Linked DNA regions of Mus musculus: region 2 is linked to region 1. The links are chromatin loops, found by intact Hi-C in ENCODE. Cell type or tissue: gastrocnemius. All regions are shown on one strand.

Evidence for each region. Peaks named below come from ENCODE experiments on the same cell type or tissue, not always from the same donor. Only the 100,000 strongest peaks of a DNase experiment are listed, where the experiment ranks them.
Region 2: it touches region 1 in a loop (1.8-fold over the local background); 2 of 42 quality-filtered maps call a loop at or near these places.

The regions. Positions count from the first base shown.
Region 1 is chr2:157,653,854-157,661,853 of GRCm38, forward strand. No RefSeq gene overlaps it. Among named protein-coding and RNA genes, the nearest start is that of Gm34293, 19 kb to the right of the region's middle. In gastrocnemius, no CTCF peak of the experiment used is centred here; no DNase peak of the experiment used is centred here.
Region 2 is chr2:157,917,202-157,925,201 of GRCm38, forward strand. The region is part of intron 1 of Vstm2l (V-set and transmembrane domain containing 2-like); the gene reads left to right. Among named protein-coding and RNA genes, the nearest start is that of Vstm2l, 6.5 kb to the left of the region's middle. In gastrocnemius, no CTCF peak of the experiment used is centred here; DNase peaks (open chromatin) are centred at 4,529, 4,887 and 7,372.

The DNA of each region.
Region 1 (8,000 bases):
GAGGCATCATGTATTCCCCAATACTGAGCAAATCTTGAGATGCCAGTAAAAGAAGCCTTTCCAACTGCTCCTCCCTGGATAAAAATCAAAGGATTGAGTTCTGTACAACTGCCATTGACTCCACAAAGCACCCACTTGTGAAAGGGATGCATTCTAAAGTCCTGTATGAAAAGTCCCTTTTTCATAACAAATTCCTTCTCTGGGTCATCTATCATGTTGGGAGAAAAGGAAAAGGTTTTACTCTGATCTGCCCAATGAGTGATGGAGGATTGACAATCAGACCAAGACAGGATCAGCCCTTCATCTTCCAAACTACAATGAGGGGCTATTTTTGGTTGGTGTGGACGTTCTTTGTCTGAAAAGTTAGGTGGTAGAAATGTACCATTAACCCAATTTACCTCCTGCCAAAAGGTCCGATTTGTAAAGGTTATCTCTACATTGGAAGTATCTTGGGTTGTGCTCACCCAACCTCCTCGACGCTCATTAAACTTCCCCAAAGCTCGGGCTGTGAGGTTGATACAATTTCCTGGTCCATTAATTTGAAAACATAAAGAACCCTGTTCTAGTAAAGAGCGATTTTCTCCTAATGGTGCTCGGGTGGGATCATAGGGTAAATATGGCAAATCCACTGTTTTATTAGTAGTAAAGAATTTTGGAAAAACTATAGCATCATGGCGAACTGGCATTGGTTTAGGGAAAGTCGAGAGAATAGCCCATCTCTGCTCGCCCATTATACTAGGAACCTGAGACAAGTTCAGCATTGTCAGGATCAGGAACAGTCCTCGGGAGGTCAGCATCTTCTGCACCATCCTTGATGAATATCCTGCGGGTGAGTCGTTCCGGCAGCCAAAATGGGTTGTCTTCACTCTGTGGAAAAACACAAACAGCTCCCCGGGATCTGATTAAGATAGGATCCGGGCCTTTCCACTGACCAGTTAAAACATCCTTCCATTTGACCATTTCTTTTGGTCTATCAGGGTCTGAGCTATGTCGCTCAGCTGCAGAGTGTCCCTGCTCGTCGAGATTCAAAAAATTAAGTGTAAAGAGTGCCATAGATACCACTACTCTTGGCACTGAGGGCAGAGTCTCATCAACTCCCCTTTTTGTTTTATAAGATAAGATTTGAGTGTGCAGTAGGCACATTCCACAATGCCTTGTCCTTGAGGATTATAAGGAAGGCCAGTCAAGTGAGTGACATCCATTTGATGACAAAATTGTTGAAATTTAGTAGAAGTATATGCTGGCCCATTATCCATTTTTAGAATTGTGGGCTTGCCCCAAGCACTCCACGCTTCTAGGCAGTGCTGTATAACATGAGAGGCTTTTTCACCTGTTAAAGGTGTGGCAAACATTACACCAGAGCAGGTGTCAATAGAAACATGTAAATATTGATTTCTTCCCAAAGGAGGAAATATGAGTGACATCCATTTGCCAGACCTGTAATGGCCTGACGCCACGAGGGTTTACCCCTACATGAGGCGTAGGTAAAAATTGACCACTACTTCTGCACATAAAGCGGAGGTGCACTAGGACCCTGAAGCCGACAGTCCGGAGGCCGAGCAGCAAGCTGGCTTTCGCCAGCCGCTTTTTGCCTTTTTCTGGACTGAGTAGCTTACATTTTATCTTGCTGGTACCTTTCTCCCTTATAACGAACTGCTTCCTCCTCCGAGTCCATTTCTTCAGAGGCGCTAATTCCTTCATCTGGTTCTGAGTTACTAAGAGCTAGCTGCTTAAATTCATCCAGTGGCGGGTAAAGGCTCCTTTCCTTATGTGCCTCTCCAGCTCGATCTCCCTTCTTCTCTCCCTTTTCATCCCTTTTTCTTATCTCTCCCAAGGCATTCTTTCCTTTATATCTCTTTTCCTCGGGCTCAAGGCCCGTGGAAAGGCCTAAATTCTTCAGTGCACTTTGTTTCCTCTCTACTTTTACTTTCTCTCCCCGCTCTACCTCTGATAGACTTTCTTGAATTTTGTCCAGAACTTTCTGCCCCGCTTCTACCATTTGCTGACAATCCTCATAGTCGTCATGCAAACAATCAAAAGGGCTTCTAACTCTGGAGAAATTTCAAGATTGTACGTACCTTGTAGAGCCTTTTGTCCCACGGTTCTGATTCTGCCCCGCGAACGAGGGATCTTCCTTGCGCCGGTGTGATGACAGTTCCCGGGTTCTTCGGCGCCACTTATTGCGTCCCGCTCGACCGGCAAGAAAGACGCAACAAACCAGAATCTTCCGCGGCAAGAGCTTTATTGCTTGTTTCTCAGGAAGATCCCAAACCGGGAAAATGGCGCTGCTTTTATAACCCGCAGCGTGACGTTTCAGCACCTGATATGGCGTGACAGCTCCCGATTCGTTGCTTGCCCATCACCCCACTATTACACCCCGAGAATGGGAGTGACTAGGAGTGAATTCACTCTCGCACCTGCGTACAAGGCTTGTTTACTAGTTAGGCACAGCGGAGGCCCGCACCATCTTATAATGGCGATTGCTCGCGGCACACACGGCTCTCCTCAGAGATTACTGGCAGCACGCATGCGATTGCTCGCAGCACGTACCGGCTCTCCACAGTGAGCCACCATGTGGTTCCTGGAATTTGAACTCAGGACCTTCAGAAGAGCAGTCAGTGCTCTTATCTGCTGAGCCATCCATCTCTCCAGCCCCTAGATACCATTTCCTTTGAAAGGAATGTAGGATCTAGTTTTAAGGGGACCCAAGACCTGGGGCAGTGTAAATCTCAAGATGAGTTGACAGTAACAGTGGATAATATATTGAATATATTGAATAAAACAGGAATCCACCAGGAAGAAGGAAGAGAGGGAGGGAGGGAGGGGAGAGGGAGGGAGGTAAAGGAGAGGGTGGGAAGGGGGTTAAGGAAGAACAGAGAGCCGCAAAGATGAGCGGAATGGAGCTGCTGGGATGTGCATGCCAGCTTAACACGGAGTGGAGAAGCAAGTGACACAAAGACACACAGAGAAGATGCTCTTGATCTGAGTCAACACAGTTGGGCACAGGTCTCAGAGGAGAGGCGCACACTGTGCCTGAGAAAGCAGAGAAGCCACCTGCTGTCGAATCACCTCTGGGGATCTGGAAGGAGCCCTGACCCCTTGGAAATCACCTTCCTGTTCTGTAGCTTGAGCGCCTGCAGGTGCCCAGCTGTGCACGGAATGTGTTTAGGGTAGTTTGAGGCACTTAGCAGTCTGGAGGGTAGGACAGGGAGTAGGGGAAGACCTGATAAGCTTGTGCTGTTTGCTTTGAAGCAGTGCATCCATACGTAGCCCAGACTGGCCTCAAACCTCACACTTTTAATTCTTCTGCCTCAGCTCTCTGACTGTTGGGATGCTAGGCATGTGCCGCTAACCAGGCTCTAGGTCTGGGTTTCCATGGTGGCTTCATAGTGCACATAGTCTTTTGGGCCAGGGACTTCCTGTCTAGGTCTGTGAATGGGCAGGCCCTTGTGTCAGGTCCTCCCTCTTTCCTACCTTCTCTATTCTCAAGCTCATTTTTTCTTCCGTCCCCTTCTTCCTTCTTTCCTCCCTCCCACCCTCCTGGCCTCCCTCTCTTTTTCCTCCTTCCTTTCCCATTGTTTTTTTTCCCCTTCCTCTATGTCTTCCTATAAATATTTACTGGCTATCTTTTACACGGAAAGCTTGATTCATCTCATTAGGCCTAAACTCCCTTGCTGGACTGAAAGTCTTGAGAGAGAAAGAGATAGGCATGAATCAAACCAATTAACTCAGTTTCAAACAACGATAGGAGCTATAAAGGAAATGAACAAGCTTCAGAGAGAGGATGATGGAAGACTCGGATGGAGTTGTCAGGGAGAGAGTCTCCATAGAGACAGGTGGGGAAGAGAGGGGGCATGCATACAGAAGGACCGGAGGTGGGGAAGTATTCGGGGAGCTTGCTGTATTGAGGTAAGAAGCAGAGGGCGAGGCTGGGGAGACGGGGATTATGATAGTGTGGGCAGGACAATGTGCTTCCACAGCGTATGACACGGGGCCATAACCGAGGGAACAAGAGGGTACCTGAAAGAGGGCGGGAGCCTCAGGACCTCCGGCTGGACTGTTCCGCGTTCCCTTTCTAGTTCAAGGCCTTGTAATCCCTTAGATCCCACTCACCCTGACTGAAATTGGCATTGCCTGACTGTGTGACTTTCCTGGCTGATGCTGCCATAGTATAGGTGTGGTCATGAGGGGGTGTGGTCATGAGGAGGTGTGGTCAGGAAGGGGTGTGGTCATGAGGGGTGTGGTCATGAGGGGCTGGGAAGGACTTGCATGGTGCTAACCTGGTCCTCAGTCTGGTCCTCATGCAGTCATTTCTAGCTGGATCCGTGCATGAGGAGGAAGAGGAGGAGAAGAGGAGAGCATGGGAGAGAGGAGGGGTATGGGAAGGAAGTAGGACCAGGGAAGCCACTCAGTTGCACCTCATACTAGCTAGCTAGCCCAGTACTTGTTTAGTTCTGGTTATCCTGGCTGTTTTGTGTGTAGTGCTTGGGGCATGGTCACATGGCACCAGGACTCTGGGACTTGTTTGGGACAAGAGAAGAAAAGAGAGAAGCCAGGATTCTATCTTTTTTCTCCAGAGGCCTCGCCACAGGCTCTAGGCAGGTCCTTCCTCATAGGGGCCTGGGCTTGTTTTCCATCCATTTATCAACACCTGCTCACTCACACCTTCCTCCCAAGCTCAAACTGCAAACTCAGGTTGTCCCAGTACATGGTTACTCTGTATCATTGCTATGACAAGATTTGTTTTTCTGTTTGCCGTCTCCTTTTTATTCAGTTCGGGATCCTAGCTTAGAGAACGGTGCTTGCTACCCACAGGGTCTTCTTCCTACCTGTGATGGCTTGTTTGGACTGTCAAAGTGACACAATTTAGAAACACCTGGGAAGATGGCCTCCAGGAGGAACTGCCTAGATCAGGTTGGTCGGTGGGGATTATCTTGATTATGTTAACTGAGGTGGGAGAATCTACCCACTGTGGGTGGCACCAATCCCTAGGAAGAAAATTCTAAATGCTAAAAGAACGGAGACAATACACTGAGCGCTAACATATTTCATTCATTTTCTCTTTGTTTTTGGACTGAGGATGTGACCTGTGCTTCAAGTTCCTGTCATCCTTGACATCCCCACAATGATGGACTACAACCTGGAATTATAAACCAAATAAGCCCTCTCTCCCTTAAGTTGTCATAGCAACTGCAAAGGAAACCAAGACTCCACCTCAATTAACCTAATTTAGATAATCCCTCACAGGCGTGCTCCGAGGCTAACCTCATCTAGATAATCCCTCATGGCCACGAGCAGAAATTCTTTTCCTAGGGTCCTGTCAAGTTAATCGTTTTAATCATCACATGACCACACTCCTCTCTGGCTTAGCCCCCCACCCCCAGCAGCTCTACCCTTTTTCAGAGAGAAGTCAAACCTCCCTTGACTGCCATACGAGGTCTGTGAGGGGCTCCTCTGCCCTCATCAGCAGCTCAGCTCCTACCACTGCTCTGATGGTTGCAGTTCCAGTGTCCTACATCCCATTCCTTCCATTCCTTTCTCTGTCCTTTGTGCTGCTATCCCAGTCTCTCCGTCTCTTTGCTTTGTGGGTGCCTGCCTATATGCTTTGTTTCTAATGAGTACCCACTGAGCTCTTACTGTGTACCAGGCAACATGGTGAGCCTCGTGCATGGTTGTTCTGGTTCACTCTTCCCCCACGACACTAGGAAGTGCCACTGTATCATCTCTGCCTGGACTGCTCATAAATATGGGCTCCGAGGAGTAAGTCTGCTGGGCCAAGGTTACACAGGCAGGCACACACTGGGGAGAGAATTAGTATATTCTCTTCTGCTTGCAGAATATCTGCTCCTATGCAGGATCTCTACGTACTCAGCTCGCAAACACTATGCCATACTCTGCCTGAAATGTCACCTCCGTGGTGCCCCCATCCCCTCATGACAGCACTTTACTGATCTCCTGTTGCAGAGAAGAGCCAATGAGGCTCAGAGAACAAAGGGATGCTCATTGGGTTCTGCAGGCACGAAATGGTGAAGCCAGCTGTATCTCCAGACGCAGATCCCCATGTCCAGGCCAGACTTCTTGGCGACAGTGGCACTGAGTTTACTAGAAGCTTCAAAATCCATCCGGAATGCTGACTGGCTGAGTCCCAGGGACTTGTAGCTCTGACCCGTCCACCAGTGCCCTGCTTATCACAAGATTTGGGCAGGAGAGTCAGGCTCTAGCAATCACCCCTCTTGCCTACAGTGGCATCTGCCCCCCCCCCCAACCCCCGCTCTCCAGGCTCAGGCTCGGAACGCAAATAAACACAAAGCCAAATGACTTTCACTCTGTCCCTTCCAACTCAGTGATTTTGGAGGAGAATAAATACTGAAGCCACTGGCATGAATAGAAATTAATCTAGAACCAGGCTAACAGCATGGGGATGTTTGTGGGGAAAAAGGGGGGGGGGAAACTTCTCAATTTAAAATCTCAACACAAATAGACTCTTCTAAGGTCAGATGAAAGAGAAATGTGTTAGGAAAGCAAAGCAAAAAGATGTGGGGGGGGACACTCCCCCTTTCTATCTTACCTCCCTCTCTTCTCTCTCTCTCCTTCCCTCCCCCCCTTCTCTCTTCTCCCCTTCTGCCCACTCCCTGCTCTCATTTCCTCCTCCTCCCTCATCCTGTTCACCTCCCAGTTTTCTCCCTCTGCTCTTTCCTTCCATCCTTCCCACCTGTGTATTTACATCTATCAGTCTCTCTCTCTCTTTACTAACGTGTGTGTGTGTGTGTGTGTGTGTGTGTGTGTGTGTGTGTGATTGGCAGTGTATGCATATGTGTGTTTACATTTGCATGCCTGTGGTCCTCTCTGCATATGCAGATACACTGTACACTGAGGCAGAACAACTATACAGCTAGTCCAGGTAGCCAGCTTGCTCCAGGAATTCCACTTTTACCTCCAGTTAACTAGTTTTACTGGCACACTTAGCATTTATGTAGGTGCTGGGGATCCAAACTCCGGTCCTCACACCTGAGTGGCATGCACTTTTACCCAGTGGTCCATCTCTTCAGGCCTCCCTTTCCGCTCAGCAGCAGAAATTGCACCTCAGGAGAGTAGCATGACTTTGGCCACATTGTTTCTCTACTTTATGCCCCTTTCCCAGTAGTCTTGGTTGGAAGTAGGCTTTCTGCTTGTCGAGGGGTACTGAGTATAGCGACACAATCCCAGGTAGATGACCTTAGTTCTGGAGGGTGGGCAAAGGTCAAGAGCAAGCATCGTTTGGCAATGGAGGAATTCAAGTGGATGAACATACATACGTATCTTGTGACCTCAGCATGTGTGTGTGGTGTAGGTGTATCAGTATGTGTAAGCGTGCGTCTATGCCAACATGCCCACATGTGAATGACAGAGCGTCTGTCAATTTACACCTTAACTTTTTCCTATTTACGCGAACATGTGTATATATATCTATGTATTTGTGTGTATGATGGTACACATATGTGCCATGGTGTGCATATTGAGGTCAAAGGACAACTTGAAGGAGTTGGTTCTCTCTTTTCAACCACATGGGTCTCAGGGATTGAACTCATGGGTCATCAGGTAAATGTCTTTGCCTGCTGAGCTATCTCTCTGGCCCTCCAGCTCAGTTTTTGGGGCAATGACACTGACTGAACCTGAAGCATGTCCTTTTGGGTAGACTGGCCAGCTGTCCAGAGAGCCTGTCTCTGCCACCCAGTGCTGGGGTTATAGACCCACATGACCACAGTCAGCTTTTTACTTGGGTGCTGGACATTCAGGCCCTCTTGCTTTCCCTTGGGTACCCTTACCCACTGAGCCATCTCCCTCACCGGCACCTTGGCCTCTCCACCTCAGCTCAATACTGATCTGACACGAAACTAATTTGAAACCAAGAAACAGAGGGGTGTATAAGGCCTGGTGGGTGGGTGGGCCTTCAAAGGTCAGGGTAGAGCTATGTGGAGTGGGCAAACGCCACATATTGAGTCTAAATGAGGAAACTGTGA
Region 2 (8,000 bases), 260 kb after region 1:
CACTCACTTAATCACAAAAAGAAACAGTTATTAATGATAGTGAGACGCGGCGAATAAGTGGGTCATGTCTAATAAGCCATTTGTGTTCAGGAGGAGAATACCAATTTGATAAAAGCTGTGTGTGCTGAAAAAGCCCCGAAATTGCTGTTTAGCAGATTGGAGCCTGATCGTTTCATTATTCCTGGGCTCCGCATGTCCTCAGCTGATTCAGGGAATAAGGCCAGGTCAGGATGGTGTCTATGGGTTTAGGAGAAAGGGTTGGGGCTCGGAGCAGGGAGTCCTAGGGATGAACCCACAAACCTCAACTGCTTAGCTTGGTGTCAGCTCACGGCTGCAGCTCCACCTGATCCTGCCCAGCCACCAGCTATTGCCTTGCACCTGTCTGTCCCTGGGGTTGTCACACGGAGTGTCTGTGACCAGGCAGGTCAGCCAGCAAGGATGTCTGTTTACTCCCCAACACCCCCCTCCCCCAACGTCCACTCAACCGCCTTCAGAGGAAGCATCGCCAAAGCTTGCAGAATGGATGGTGCCTGGCTCTCAGAAGGCACCCGAACCCCAGCACTCAGAGACAGGATGGGGAGACTCACACCTCCTACATCGCAATGGCAGCTGCTCTGGCTTTCCTCACAAGAAAAGGGCAGCTCATGGCTATGCCCCTAGCAGGGGTGGGAGGGGATGGACCTACAGTGTATGGAATGCTGACTGTGTGTTCTAAGTGCCCAGACCTCTCCCCACTGTGAACTCATGCAGGCTGGCATTAGATAGATACTCAAGAAAACTGCGTTTGGAGAGCTCACCAAACGACTCACCCAAGGTCACTGTGCCTGTGCAGAACCTGGAGGACCACATCAGAATAAGGGGTGCCAGTGACTCTGGATCTATCATCTCGAGGCCAGCCTCTGGGCAGACTCAGCCTAGTCCTGTAATGAACTTCTTTCTCTGCAGAGCCCTAACTCCAGGGGGGGTTCCCCGGGGAACCGTTAAGGCCGCATGTTTCACCAAGAGGGACCAGAAGCTCTGGAAGGAGGCAGATCTTACTGGAGTCCATATCTAAGCTTCCTGTGCTTTTTCTGGGTGTGGACAGGAAGGCAGAAGCTTTGTGAAGACATTTATAGGCCCTAGTCTGAGCCCACCAGGTTATTTGTGATAATGTATATGCCCCCATAGGCCTGCCTGCCCCTCCCTCCCTCCCTCCCTCCCTCCCTCCTTCCTTCCTTCCTTCCTTCCTTCCTTCCTTCCTTCCTTCCTTCCTTCCTTCCTTCCTTTTCTTCTTTTTTTCCATTTGTTTATTTTGTGGAGGTGCACATGTGGAGGTCAGAGGAAACATGCAGGAATTGGTTCTCTCTCGCCACTGTATGAGTCCTGGGGTTTGAACTCAGTTTGTCAGACTTGGCAGCAAACACCTTTACCTGCTGAGCCATCTCTGCTCCCTTCTTTCAGTCGTGCAGGGGGGGGGGGGATCAAGCCCAGGGCCTTGTACTTGCCGGGTAAGAACTGTCCCGCTGAGCTACGCCTCGGTCCCCGCCCCCATCTGCATTTTAATGAACTCCTAGGCAGCTCTTGGCATCTGGAGACGGGGAAGCCCTGCCTCCAACAGTCACCCCTACCTGCTAGGGATGGAGAGTGGGAATCACCGAGTACTGAGCTTGCTTTGGCTTCCTGAGGAGGAGTGATCTAGACAGAGAAGCCTCGAAAACCCACTGCAGCAGGCAGCCCCCAACCCAGCCCACCACCTTCAATTATTAACGTCTCCCTAGTGCAGACAGAGCCCCCAGCTTGGCCTGGCTCTCAGTCCAGTGAGTGATTGCTGCTCTGAGGTGCTCTGCATTGCCAGGAAGAAGCAATGGGGTGCTCTGGAGGAGGGGCTCCTGGCTTTGACTGTAGCTCATGTTCTGAAAAAAAAAAGTGTCTCTGGCCTTCCCGGGTTCCTTGCCTAACTGTTGGTAGCAGCTCACCATCGATAAACTGGCTGGTTTGGTGGCTGGATTACTGAAGAAAATCGAGTCCTGAAGGTTCTGATGTTAAAAATGTGTGTTCTCCTTTGTCTCCTACACTAGTGATTATGCCATCAATACTCTCATAAATACTCAGCCTGGGCTTGAGGGCTCCCAGGCTCCTGTGGGAAATTGGCCCTCAGAAATGGTTTACCTCAAGGCCTTCACCCTGGTCGCTTTTGACACCTTGCCCATCAGCAGACTCCTGGGGCCAATTCTGCCAAACTACAGCTACAGGTGGCCTCTCGGACTCTACTCCTTGTTACACACTGGGACAGCAAGGGTGATGGGGAATTTCCTTGTGACCTGCAGGGCTACATAGCAAGACATCCTTAGGAGGGAAAGCCACCAGATGGATTGATTGATTGATTGATTGATTGATTGATTGATTGATTATGGAAGGAAAGAATAAGGAGAGAGAGGGGAAGAGAGGTAACCTGACTTAAGCCCACTTCCAGGTACTTACCCACTCCCTGAGACTTTAGGTCCAAACTAAGTTGATGGGGCTATGGGAAAAGCATCTGAAGCCAGCTCTGGGAGGTGCAGAGAAGGAAGGAAGGGAAGATGGATAGGTGGGTGGATGGATGGATGGATGGATGGATGGACAGCAAGGTAAAGGTTTGAGATACAAATTCTCACACTTGCTCCCTCCATATTAATGTATTTTTAAAACACTAAGATAATTTAAGTATCACAAGTTTACAGTAAAAACCTTATAAAATTAGATTCTCCTCAAGGCTACTGGTCACCGTCAGGGGTGGGTACGACTGACGTCACTTTGCTGTGGGTAGCCTGGGCCCAGCCCCTGAGTACTTATGGATGTGTTTGCCAGGTGGGTGAGGGGGTCCAAGGGAGTTTCCTCCCTGACCCGATGACCCGTCAGAAAAGAAGCAGAAGGTTAAACCATAGAAGCCAGCCAGCCAGTGACCATCGGTGATACAGGATCAGGACCCACCTGCTGAGTCCCTGCCGTGCCCAGTATCCTGGAGAAGGAAGGTGGGCAGCTGAGCCTACAGCTATTCCTCAAGCTCACCCACCCACCACCACACACACAGCTGAATACTTCCCCTCCTCCTTGGAAGCCATCAGTGGGATCTCTGGGGCCTTAGTTCAGTTCGGCTTCACCCCCCAAACTTCAGTTTCAATCCCTCCCAGAGCCTCCCCGGAGCCTCAGCAAACCTGAGTCCTCCCTGAGAAACGGGTCTTAGGCAGAGCCCAGACAAACCTCTTACGTTTTAATAGTTATGCATTTATTTTAATGTGGGCTGGAAAATATAGCCAGCACATCAAAACTGTGATTTCACAGATACGATTGCTTAGGATGAGACTAACCGGGTATTAAAAATAGTGGGCTTGTTTATAGGAAACCATTAAGACCATCATAGTACAGGTGGGACTCAGGTCTGGCTGTGGGCATCCAGAGTGGGAATGGGCAGCTTTGGGGGCATGCCAGGGCTATACGTTGGTGGGGGATGCTGCCAAGTGTTAGAAGCTGTTCATTCATTTATTCGACAGACACCAATTGAGCACCTGCCTCGTGCCAGGCCATTCAGCTCCTGGAAACTATTAGTGAAGTGGACAGATAAGGTTCTTGTCCTGGGGAGTTGTCGGGCTTGTGGGAAAGACAGACAACGGTACCCAGAAGGAATATTCAAGTAGATTTTGTGAGGCTATTTAGGGAACAGGGAAGCAGGGTGTGACACTCAGCTCAGAGAAGGGAACTCACCTCTGGACCGTGACAGTGTGTAGAGAGGGCTTCCCAGTCCAGAAAGGGTGCGAGCAGGAGCCAGCCACTCCTCAGCTGGGGTTATCATGGGCAGGTTCTACTATATAGGTTCCTGAAGGTTCCTATCCTGAGCCAGTGCAGGGTGGAGAAGCCTGAACACAGCAAGTGTTCATAAAGATCTCACACATTGCCAGCTCGCCACGGGCTGATTAGGAGTAGGTGGGAGGGGAGATGGAGAGCTGTGTTGGGATGGGGACATGGGCCTGATGGCTTTACTCCAGCTCAGAGCAAAATGTTAACATGGAGAGGGATGAACAGACACACCCGTGGCTTTGCCCAGCCCTCCCTTGCCTCTGCCTTGCTGGGTGGCTTCCTTGCCTGTCTCCTGGCCTCAGTTTCCCCATCTGAACAATGCTGAGTTAGCTTCTAAATGCTAGGCTTCTAAAATCCCTTCAAAAAAGTCCACACTCTGCTCACAGTAGCAAATGTAAATGGAGTTGGGGGTGGAGTGGGGGCTGGGGGAGGGTGGGCTGAGGTTCCTCACAGCCTGAGGCACATTTATCCAGTCTCTTCTCCACACACTTCTCCATTTTTTTCTCTTATCATGTGGTCATCGACACAGAGTCAAAGGCAACCCAGTTTCTCAGATCAGAATGCTGAGGGAAGGTCAGATATGACTGACCTGGAGACACACGGCTGTGGCAGGACACAGCCAGGCTCAGTCTGGGCGAGAAGCACACAGCCAGGCGCCTGAGTTTTCAGCTGTTTGCTTGGCTGCCAGCAGAGTGTGTAGGCAGTCCCTGGTCCTGAACCTGACAGTGCCCTGGCTCGGTGCCCTGGCTTGTGAATCTGTCATGGGGGAGGGAATGCCAGGGTACTGGGGGTGCTGTGTTCTGCCTGAAAGAACCCACAGGGTACTCCGGAGTCCCAGTCTGCCATTGTCGGGAGAATGCGGGGGTTCAGTGAGTGTGTCCCCACCTGGGATTCCCAGCTTGGCAATGATGGTTTTGCTTAAATGCATGCCTGTAGTATGTTTGGGTGGCTATCGCTGGAGAGAGGGCAGGCTGGGAGGGAGTCTGGCTATCCTTTCGCTTCCCTGCGGAGGAGCCAGCCTGGGACCCTCTGTGGCCTTTGCTTCAGGGTCAGCCTCCACTGCCCTTGGGATATCAGCTCAGGAGCTGAAAGGGGCCGTGGAGAACTAACAGCTTGGGGTCAGCAGTGCCACCTGCCAGCTGCTGTGCCTGCCATCTACCTGGTCTTCCTCCCTGGGCCCACTTCACCCTGGTAGTCTGTCTCTCCAGAGCTTTCCCTCCTCTTTTCTTCCCTCTCTGCCTTACTATCTTTGTTCGTTTCTCTGTGTCCGATATTCCCATCTTCTCTCCGATGTCCCTCACCTGCCCCCACCTTTCTCTTCTCTGTCTGTACACCACACAACACACACACCCACACACACCACACATACCTCATTAATGGCAACTCAGAACCACACACATATATTACCTATTTCAAAAACACACAGAGTGGGTATTCAATAAATGTCAACCAAATGAGTAAATGAATGAGTGAATGAAGAATGAATGAATGAATAAGTGAGCAATTGTTGAGACTTAGAGGGTCCCAACTTGCCCAAACCGGTGGCTCTCCACTTTTCTCAGTGACCGTAATCCTCTGAGTCTAATGAGAACCCCACTGCTGTATGCATGTGTGCACATGGAGAGGAGGCCAGAGAACAACCCTAGATGCTCCTCCTTAGACCCAGATCATCTTGACTTTTTGAGACAGGGTTTCTCATTGGTCTGAGTCTTATCAATTAGCACAGGCTGGCTAGCCAGCAAGCCCCAAGGATCCACCTATCCCTGCCACCCCACTCCCCACCCCTACCCCAGCACTGTAATACCACCACCTCCCCCTTTATGACATTGGGGATCAAACTCAAGTCCTTGTGCTTGCAAGACAGGCACTGAACCGTGTCTGCACACGCCCCGTCGGAGAGTGGGAAAAGCCTGGGTCAGGGCTGCTGCCGTGTGGGAAACAGGAGCTCAGGCTGGTGTGGGAGGCTGGAGGAGATGCTGCCCACCATGAGACCAGGAGTATAGTTCGAGGCTCACTGAGTGTGGGCTTGGGGGGTTGCTGGTTCAGCATCTGGGGAGGAGGTGTATGCATGCCTCATGCGTAGAGTATGTCCTCTCCCAGCCTGTGCCTGTGCCAGGCTCCTCTCCCATCGCAAACCTGTGCCCTTCCCTGCCTGCCTCACTCCCATCCTTCCCTCTAGCTGCCCTCCAGGTCTCCTGTGCTCCAACCCTCACCTACCCTTGACATCATTCTACTGCCTAGCTTGTGGATGAGAAAACTGAGGCTCTGGGAGGCAGGGTGGGCTGGGGCCGCCAGCCTGGATTCCTCAGCATACTCTTGGCCGCCAGGAGTGCCCCCTGTGCTTGGACCTTCAGGCTTGCTTCCTGGCTGAGGTGGGAAGGCAGAAAGCGTGTAGCCAGGTGTCTGTTTTGCTTTGTGGGGCTTTAAAAAAATCATTTCCGGCCTTGGAGACAGCAGCAATTACTGCTGGCTCGCAGGGGAGCTGTTTGCCGCCTGTCATCGGCCCTGGGAAAGGGTCCCTAATGGAGGCCCTGCGGCCAGAGCTCTTGGTAGTGGAGACAGCACTCAAAACAAAGCCACACTAATGGTCTCTGGGCACGCAGACTCAGAGAGGGAGGGGCAGGTAGATGCCCCAGGAAGGCCCCGGGGAGGGGCTGGTCACCCACTGGTCCCTTTGTGTGCTTAGATCCCCTGCAGGCAGGGGTCCCCTGTCACTAGCCTAGTCCTGCATGCCCCTCCTCCCTCAGTCTCTTCTCTGCTTTCTGGTGCTGTTCCTCTAGCCTTGGCAGAGGGAACTTTAAGTGTGAAAGCCCCGAGGTGGGGCAGAACCCCTTCTGTTCTTGATTCTAGAATTGTCCTTGGGTTTAGAGAGGCCAGGCTAAGCCAGTTCTTTCCCAGGGAATAGAAGAATAGAGCCTTGGAGAGGGAGGGGCCATACCAAGCCCACTCTATGAGGAAATCAGTCATGTGTCAGGACTCCTTGGAGCTGGTGTGGGGCCCCATACGCCCATTTTGCAGATGAAGAAACAGAGGCACCGAGATTAGCCTAGGATTGGACTATGTTGAGAAAGTGCAATGGGAGTTACAGCCCGGCTCTGTCTGTCTTCAGAGCCCTCGCTGAATGGCACCTTGGGGATCCCAAGGGCAGGTTGAACAGGGGCTGTGACTTGGCAGACTTGAGGTTCTAGGTAGCGTCCCGGGACAGCACCAGACCAGAGCTGTCCTTTCTCTGCCCCTGCTCAGGAGCACCCTGGGTGTGTGCTTCTGCAGCTGTTGCTGCCCTCATCTCTGCCTTTCCCCCCTTTTTCTGCTCCTGCCTCTCCAGGGGATCCTCCTGATTCCTTCCCCCCCCCCCCTTCTTTCTTCTCTTGGCTGCATCTCCTCGCTCCTTCCTATGACCTAGGATAGCTTCCATCCTTGCTCCTTGCTCTTGCCCAAGCTTTGGAGTCACACCATGGGGGCTTGGATCTTGGCCCTCATTCACACAAGTGAGCCCCACTGGCCCTTGGGGCCGGGGACCCCTACTAGTTCTGCAGGACCAGCCAGGTAGGGAAGAAAGAGTGCCCGTAGCCAGCGTGACTCTTGGTCTTCTTGGCTCCCTCCTGCTGGCCCTGGCATTCCTCCCTGGGCCTCCCACACCTGTCTGCCTCTCCCTCCCTGTGCCCTGTGTAGGAGGAGGAGGAAGCAGGAATTCCACCGGGGAAGCCTGATCAACTCCCACAATCCTGCAAGTGCCAGAATATTTTTGTTCTCCTTAAATCTCCCTGGATGTGTAATTCCACTGCCATCTCCCTCGATGTGCTGGTGGCCTTGGGAAGATCCCTGCCTCCAGCTGCTGGATGACACCATTGCCTGCTCAGTGTCTGAGGGGCCTGGCAGGAAACTGAGCAGGCTCCTTCCTTCTCCGTGTCTCAGTTTCCCCATAAGTAATGAGGAGAGTGAGCAGGGCCATGTTTCCTGGCTGGAATGGGAGTCAGGAGAGAATTCTTACTTCACTAAAGGAATAATTGGGTGGTGGCGGCACAGGTCTTTAGTCCCAGCACTTGGGAAGCAGAGGCAGGCAGATCTCTGTGAGTTCAAGTCCAGCCTAATCTACAAAGAAAGTTCCAGGTTTCAAGCAAGCAAAAGAACAAGAAACACACAGCCCAGTTGACAGAGTGCTCGCCTCGCGTAGCTGAAGCCTCAGG